Linked DNA regions of Homo sapiens: region 2 is linked to region 1. A link is an interaction called in ENCODE POLR2A ChIA-PET data of the cell type or tissue named here. Cell type or tissue: Caco-2. All regions are shown on one strand. Each heading gives the region's core, and the rest is flanking DNA. Links, peaks and the distances in the headings are about the cores only. Region 1 overlaps TSHZ2 (teashirt zinc finger homeobox 2). Region 2 overlaps TSHZ2 (teashirt zinc finger homeobox 2).

Region 1 (4,399 bases), core at 329-4,328:
AGAGAAGAAAAGAAGAGAAAAATCACTGAATTCACAAAATAGTGCCCTAGTGGTTTATAAATGAGGGGAAAAATGGCACCAGTGACACTGTATTTATACTAATCACTAAAAGCAAATGAATTCCAACTGGGTATGTTAAAAATAGATGCATGTTGATATGTATATATTAACCTAATATGAGAAAAAGTAACCCCATTGAGAAAAGTTAGAGATAAAGTTTACAACCTTCACTTTCTCCCCTGCACAATAGAACTTATGCCATGATAAAATCCCACAACTTAGTCATTTGTTTATTTAAAATGCATTTGTTGAGCACCTCCTATGAGCCAAGAAGTAAAGATTGTGTAAAAAAATAAAATACGTGGGTAGATGGACAATTCAACTAGCAAATGCAATGCACTGTGATTGACAAGTTTGAGTGTTTGTGTTAGAATTATTTGTGTGCAAGCAACAGAAGCTGACTCTGGTGAATCCTAGCAAGTTCAGCATCTCATGAGAAAAAAAGAGCATCTAACACAGACAGAAGGGAAGTGGTCAGGGAAGCCTCCTGGAGGAAGTGACATTTCAGTTGAGACTTGAGGAAGAGGCAGAGGAACCTGTGCCAAAGTGTGGATGTGTGTTTTTGTGGATATGGAGCAGGGCAGAGAGGCTGGTTGGCAAGTGTCCTCAGCAGGGGACAGCACAGGTGAGATGACAGGGAACTAGGCACAGAAAATTCTCTCACAAGGCAGTCACTGGAACCACCCCCACCATTGCCTGTTAGACACCTGGAAATAGCTCTTGGTGGTTGGGAGAAATGGGGCTAGGTGGGAAACAACGTCAGGGAATAACACACACAGAGGACTTGTCTGGTCCCCCGTCCCCCAGTGTAGACCGCCATAGGAAAGCTATGTTGTAAGAAATCATAGAGGAAGGAGACAGCACAAATTAAAACTCCTACTATCATAAGCATCTAGCAAGCATTTTATGAAGCTGCCTTGTGAGGAACTACTTCACTCTAGGAAAAACCCTCCTGGTTACCATGACTCAGAGAACGATCTGCAAAATAATTCACCAAATTAGAGTTTGCCGAGTGCACATTTGTAAATCTGATCCCGCCTGCCCGCCCCCCCATTCTGTTGATTATATCTTTCATCCCCAAGAATGAGGCCAAGAGCCTCCTCCCTGCCCCTCCTCCCCTCCCTCTGTAATCCTCACCCCTCATTTCTCTCCCCTCCCCACTTCTCAGCATCCTGCCACCCCTAAGGCGGTGGCGTGATCACGTGCTGATTTCAGGGAGTTCATTAAAAACCACCACCCTCCCCGCTGACCACGAGGCACCGGCAGCAGCCCCTGGGGCCATGGCGCTGGCAAGAGCATGCCGGTCACTCAAGAGGGGCCGACCCACTCCGAGGACAGGGACCCCCTTGCACAAATGAGAAGAGCCAGCAAACAGTTAATGGTTGAATCCTTTGCAGAAAAAGTCAAGGCAGACTTGTGATTCTTGATGTTAATGAAGGTGTCACACATTGTCTAGAGAAAGTTGTGCCTGGCAATCTTCCCTGTTTCGGATGCCTACCCCAGTGACATTTCATCTCACATCCACCTTAATGAAATGCATAATTAACATATTCTAATTGTGCTGAGCGCTGCGATGATTTTGACAGAACTCACTTTCCATGTCTAATTTGATGCTAATTTAATCTGTTCCTCTCCCGCTGACATGACCTTTCTTGATTGAGTTTCACTGAGGAAATTTTTTGATGGATTGATTTATCAGCATTGCAGAGACAACAAAGGCTCAGGGTGCACGACAGAAAATAGGAAGGGAACGGCCCTCGAAGCCAGCACGCTCTGAACTTGCCGGCTGGAATGTCCTCTTTCCAGAGACGGCTTGTCTGACCTACTGATGGAATTTGAGAAATGTGACATCTGTGCGTGGGTTTGATCTCTCCGATAAAGACAGTAAATATCTTATTGTGGTTGTGAAGCTTTGCATGGAAAACTTCTCTAGGGCTATTCGAAGGAAGCTTAGGCTCCTCCTGTTGACCAAAACCCTAAGCGTGTGAGGCCAGGCCACAGGTTGAGGGCCCCGTCTAGGGTAGAGTGTTTGCTCATTAGCTTTAACCAGGAGAAAGCACGAAGAGGTGGAAGTGTCCGTCTCAAATTAAAACAGAGAAACGTCGCAACTGCGTAGGTCATTGAGCATGGATTTCCTACTTTTAGATATTCTGTAGACATCTACAAAAAGGGGAGTTAAACCTAGATCTTATGGAAGCGTCTGTGGAATGTCCTCCAATACCTGCCCCCACAGATACACAGAGTCTCAAAGCTATTAATATAAACATCTCTTTGTCCAGTTCCTGGTCTTTGTAGAAGTAGGTGCTCAGGATACTGATGACAGTCTTGGAGTGTCCCAGTTCTCACAGGATTAAGTGGCTGAGGGCATTAGACTCCCTCATCCTGAAGATACAGGGGTCAAAACCAGAACCATAGCTGAATGGGCTCCTGGGAAAGCAGTCCCTCACCCTACCTTATACAAAAGTGGCTGCTTTTCAACAGCTGTGAAGGCTTGGATTCCAAGGGGCTTGATCAAAATTTCTCAGGTTTGGCACTATTGTCATTTGAGGCTGGATCATTCTTCGTTGGGGTGGGAGGGGTCTCCTGTGCACTGTAAGTTGTTGAGAAGCATCTCTAGCCTCCACCCACTAAAAGCCAGTAGCACTCCCATTCCTGAGTTGTGGTGACTAAATTTGCCTCAGATTTTGCCAGATGTGTCCTGGGGAGGCAAAATCACCACTGGCTGATAACCACTGAGGTAGAGGGCCAAGTGATAATGCCTGTGACCCCCACATGTCTGCATTGCTCAACACCCCCTACTTCCTCTGCCCAGTGTCACCTCCCCAGCTAGACGTTGTCCAATGGAGCAGACAAGTCCTTATCCACCCCCCAACTCCTTATTCAACTTCTCCCTTTTCCAAATCATATATGACTACACTGTATTAAATATTGATTTATTTATTGTCTGTCTCTACTCAATAAACCATAAGCTACATAAGGCTGAGATGTTGTCCATCTTTTTTACTTTTTTTTTTTCCAACTTTTACTTTAAGTTTGAGGGTGCATGTTCAGAATGTGCAAGTTTGTTGCATAGGTAAACATGTGCCATCATTGTTTGCTGTACAGATCAATCCATTGCCTAGGTATTAAGCCCAGAATCCGTTAGCTATTCCTCCTGATGCTCTTTTTTTACTTTAATTATGGTAAAATATACATAACATAAAATTCACCGTTTTAAGTATCATAAAGTATGCAATTCAGTGGCTTTTAGTACATTGACAATGTGTGCACCTATGCCACTATCGAGTTTCAGAATATTTTCATGACCCCGAAAAGAAACTCCCATACCCGTAACGTGGTAACCCTACTCTTTCCCTCCTCCCAGCCCCTGATAACCGCTAATCTGTGTCTACTGATCTGCCTATTCTGTACATTTCACTTAAATGGAATCATACAATAAGTGAACCTTTGTGTCTGGTGGTTCCTCAATAAGATAAACATGAAGTGACCACAGGACCCAGCAATTCCATTCCTAGGCATACATACAAAAAACATGGGAGACAAGTGTTCTAACGAAAACTTTTATATGAGTGTTCCTAGAAGCACTCTTTGCAATAGCCAAAAGGTGTCCATATGCTCATGAATGGATAAACAAAATGTGGTATATCCATACAATGGAATAGCCATAAAAGGGAATGAAGTGTGGATACATGGTGCAACATGGATGAACCTTGCCTGTCTTTTCATCGTTACATCCTCAGTAGTGAAAATACTGCCTGGCATGTAGTAGGTGCTCAGTAAATACAAGTGGAATAAATGAAAGGCATATAAAAGTAAATGAATTGAGGATAGTCAAGAACCATGGATAACTAGTTAGAAGGGCCATTCACATTAACTGTGTTTCTTTTAATTTAGAAAAAAAAAGAAAAGAAAAAAAATAGACCCCCCCAAAAGAAACAAAGAAACAAAAATGAACCTGATATTGAGCCGGAAATTTTGGAGGCGGGGAGGATCGCTGTATGTGAAAAATAGTTGAATCATGGAGGGGAGCTGGTAATGAAAGTGTCATGACAGAATACTAAAACTTCCCTGCTTTCTGTTCTATTTTGTTTTGTTTCAATGTCAAGCTCTACTTCTTCTTCCCAAATGTTTCTTTCAGAAGCAGATACTTAAGCTATCCATAGTAAATAGATATTTTCCTTCAAAGTACTCTCCTGGGAGGATGAAACATTTATTCCAAAGTAGTTGCCCTGACTGCAAAGATTTTTGCAAAATTTCTTCAGGAGCTGCCTTCCGAGCCCCGCAAGGATACCAAGCTAACGAGATTATCATCATTATGATTACACTTCATCATAGATCA
Region 2 (4,399 bases), core at 235-4,234, 100 kb before region 1:
ACCCCCAAAAGGAGAATGAAACAGAGACAAAAAGCCAGAAAGAATATCAAGAACAAGACAATGGCTGTCTTAGGAACCATTTATTGGTGTTCACCACTGGAGAATATTAAATCACCAGATAGTGCTGTCTTCCCCAACTTTCCTGTCCTGGGACAACAGCCAATTTGGTACTATTAGGAGGATGCTGATAAAGTGACCTAAAGCCTCTTCCTATTTACCCATTTTCTCTATAGGTAGGGACAAAGAAAAGATGACAGCTCTTGGAAATATCATTCTTAAACTAGCCCTAACCTAAGTCGAAGGGTCAAAAAACCCTGGAGAGTTTTCCATTAGATTCTCCAAACTGTCCATTCAAAAATATCGAAGACCTATATATTGAAAACCTATGTATCTCCCAGAATTTTGGTCTTTTCCAAGTACTGCTTCATGTAACTATGTGTTGTGGGTTTGGCCCAGCTCAGACTCGCTGTTCCATATAATTTGGCTCATTTAAAAGCTAACCTAGTTAATTAAGAACTGAAATAGGTCAGGATTTATTTGGTGGAGTTACTGGAGTAGTTTAGAAATGCTAATCCCTTTTATCATTAACTTTTTTATTCGTTTGTTTCTTGTAATATAAAAATACTCAATCTGATAAGGGGATTTAAATGAATCCAGAATGAATTGATTGAGAATAATGTTAGGAGCCTGATGAACATTTTTTTCAGCCAAAACTTGAAAAAGTATATACAAAAAATCCTGAGAAATCCAGCTCCATAACATGATTCTTCATGACTAGGTTTTTGTTCTTGTGATGGTAATGAGAGGAGACATACTGAGTGCTGATTTTTACCAGGCATTCTGACTTCTTTCCAGTTATCTCACTTAATTTTCAAAATGATCTTTGAGGCAGGTACTATTATTATCTCCAATTGATAGATGGAGAGACCGAGCCCCACACAAGTTGTTAGTTTGCTCAAGATGATAATGCAGGACATGGCAGAGATGAGATTTGAACCCAGGTGGGCTTGCTGTAGACCTTGTTCTCTTCCATCCTGTAACACCTATGAGGGTGGTACACACACTTTCTCCTCTATTAGGCTGATGCAAAAGTAATTGCTGTTTTTGCCATTAAAAGTAATTACTTTTACTTTTGAACCACTCTCTTTTAATAATAGAGTGTTCTTCTCTGTGCAGACCCTTGCTTCATTGACAACTAGAAAGAGCATGAATGTCACACTTACTTGTCGTCAATTCCCAAAGCTTTAGCTGACTTTGACTTTGCAGCATTTCTAAGCTATTGACATATTGAGGCTGTATAATTCTTTGAGTAAGGACCGTCCTGTGCATTGTAGGATGTTTAGCTGCATCCCTGGCCTCTACCTGCCAGATACCAGCAACACCGCTTCTCTAGGTATAGCAACCAAAAATGTCCTCAAACGTTGTCCCATGTCCCCTGGGGAACAAAAACCACCCCCAGAACTACTAAGAGTATTATGGTGACCCAGCTGACTCCTGGAGTCCCATTTTCTTCTCTAGAAGAAACCAGCTGCCAAAAATAATGATCTAATTAACTCATTCACCCTGAAGTGCAAAGGTGAGATAAGAGATTAGGTTTTTATATTTTTATAGGGGATGAGTTCTTGGTCCACCTCATGTCAGATGAACATAAGCCAAGTTGTAGGGTTTAAGGCAAGAAGAAGCAGAGAGTAAGAGGTGTCACAATTGCGGGCTCCTGAGTTCACATCACACTTGTACCTGATTCATCTACTTCCCATAGGGAGTAACCCACCCTGTGAGTTTAAACCCATGTGCACACTTCAACCATCCAAAGCAATATTCTGTTTAAAAGATACCTTGTTGTTGTTCTCTATGGCTTGAAAGCAAATTGGGACCAGTGAGTAAAATCTAAGTTTTGAACAGAATCTAAGTGTTGGATAGAAAAGCATACTTCACTGATGCAATCATTCATTCACTTATGGGTCCAATCATTCATTTATTTATTCATATATCCAACAAACACTTGAACAAGGTGGGCTGGGTATAGCAATGGGATACAGTGGTAAACAAGATAGATTTGACCTGCCCTCTGGGAGCTTACAGTCTTATCTAGAGGACAATCAAGTACATAGTAAGTACAATTGCAAACTGAAATAAGGTATACAAAAGAAAAATGGGGGACTGAGATAGAAAATAACTTTGGTTGTTGGTAATTTCGGAGGAGTAAGTGGGGGAGGGTACAGTGATCAGAGATGACCCATCCGACGAAAGGCATTGGAGCTGAAACTAAAAGAATTAGACTAAAAGGAAAGACTTAGATATAGGGAAAGGGGGAATCTTTTATACATAGGGAATGGAATTTCAAGGGCCTTAAAGAAGGAAAGAATTTGATGAATTTAGGGAACAAGGAGAAGAATTTTCGCTTTCAAGTCCTAAACAAAATGAACAGTGATAGGGTAGTTCTGAGATGGAAACTGGGCAGGTCATTGCACTCTATGAGTCATCACTGCATGCATGTTCAAGTATATGCTGAGCAGTACCTGACAGAAGTGTTGATGAAGAGATGAAAGCATATCATAAAAGCTTAAACTGAAAGTTCTCCCCAATCCTTTGATTCGATCAAATTGTACCATGATGGAAACACGGCTCAACTCCTAAGTGTGAGGAATGGAAATGGTTCCCATTCAGTGTGGTCCTCATAGCAGGCTAGTAACAATGACTGTGCTGGTGGAGAGTCCAACATGAAGAAGAGGGTTGGAAAGTCAAGCATCTGAGCCATTTAAGGATACCAAGGCCAGGAAGCCCTTTCCTGAATGAGAAATTGGCCCAATGACATGAAAATTCTTTCCACTTCGGGCTTCTGTGATTCTTCTAGAGACAGCAAAGACTTTTCACCAGAAAACTAAAGTCCAGCCTGCTTTCTGATAGTGCCAATGTAGCTTTTCTGAGAGAACAGTGGGTTTCTTGCTTGCTTGCTTGCTTTTTTTTTTTTTCTTTCTTTCTTTCTTCTTAATGGGTAGTGGTCACAGCCATGAACTTAGCAAAAGAAGCAAGTTAAAATTTGTCCATTCTTGGCTAATGCAGTTAGACATTTTTGAGAAAAGGCAATGAGAAGTGGTCATTATCCATTATCTGCATGAAATATTTCAGAGAAAGAAGCAGCATTTGCCAAAAAAAGGAAAAGATGTTTGACTTCAAGCCAGGCAAAAAGGAAACAAGATCACCTTCTAGCTCTGTGGGATGGCTGTGCTAATGATGTTATTTCAAGTAAAATTGGAATATATATCTGAAAAAATACAGATGGTGCAGCAGCTTCATATACTTTCTGAAGGTCATTTTGGACAATGATTCACTGTCCCTTTACTTGGGAAAAAAAAAACCTCTCCAGTCTTGGAAGGAACTATATGTGTGTGAGTGTGTTTATATATCCTTATGCGGAATAAACGTATAGAAAATAAGCATGCATGACTTGCTGAAAATATTTGTTACCACTTGAAAAGTCAACACCTAAAAATCTTAATTTGATAGGAGAGTCTCAGTTCTATTGTGTAGTTTCTTTGTTCCTGTTTCGTTTCACTTTGTTTTCTCCTCTGTTCCTGATTTGTGACTCTCTGGGTGTAAGGATAATGTAAGGATAATGATTTCTAAACTGGAGCTACCAAAAAGCTTATAAAGTGGTCCCCTTCTCACCCTTCTCCATGAATATTTTCTCACTCTGCTTTTTTAAATTGTCACCAAGACACGTCGCAATAATAATATACGCTGGACTGAAATTCCAGGTAGCTGAATATAAAGCATTTTTCTTGGAGACCTTCTGCTTTAAACATTTGTCACCTCTCTCAGTGCAAAGCCCGAGGCCTCTAACAAAGACCTTTTTTCTCAGATGGTGGGTTGCTTTATTTCTTGAGGATTGCAGACATTACCATTATGGCTAATGACCTAATAACTTGCTATTTGATGTTTGTACATCACTTTCTACGGAAGTTCCCGGCACACATACCACTGGCTCCTTGTACAAGTGATTTAATATTAAATAACAAACCCCAAACTGGAGGAAGCTCTTTTCTTATGCATTCTTATGGATGACACATAAACAAAGCTGGTTCTTATCTATTGTGAATACCATCTAAAAGCTGTTGGCTTGGAATAAGATTTAGGGATAACACAGAATGCCAGACTCAACTGATTTCAGCCATCTGTGGGTTCAGGTTGAAGATCAGATGTACAGTGGTTGGAAAGTGCCTAGAACCAGCACTGAGAAGTTGGGAGGTAACCCTGCATTCTTGGTGTTTCACATACTTTATCACATGCTATACTCTAAAGCATCTTAAGAAGCAGATACTATTATTATTCCTATTTTATAGATGAGGAAGCTGTGCCTTTGAAAGTTTTCAGTAATTTTCCCAAGATTGTCTTGTCC

What was found. ChIA-PET counts read pairs that join two places held together with the same protein. Peaks named below come from ENCODE experiments on the same cell type or tissue, not always from the same donor. Only the 100,000 strongest peaks of a DNase experiment are listed, where the experiment ranks them.
Region 2: POLR2A ChIA-PET joins it to region 1 with 5 read pairs; 3 of 35 experiments call an interaction of 5 or more read pairs at or near these places.

Annotation. Positions count from the first base shown.
Region 1 is chr20:53,344,571-53,348,969 of GRCh38, forward strand. All of the region lies in intron 2 of TSHZ2 (teashirt zinc finger homeobox 2), which reads left to right. Among named protein-coding and RNA genes, the nearest start is that of TSHZ2-AS1, 160 kb to the right of the region's middle. In Caco-2, for the core only: no CTCF peak of the experiment used is centred there; DNase peaks (open chromatin) are centred at 1,305 and 1,851.
Region 2 is chr20:53,240,864-53,245,262 of GRCh38, forward strand. All of the region lies in intron 1 of TSHZ2 (teashirt zinc finger homeobox 2), which reads left to right. Among named protein-coding and RNA genes, the nearest start is that of TSHZ2-AS1, 260 kb to the right of the region's middle. In Caco-2, for the core only: no CTCF peak of the experiment used is centred there; no DNase peak of the experiment used is centred there.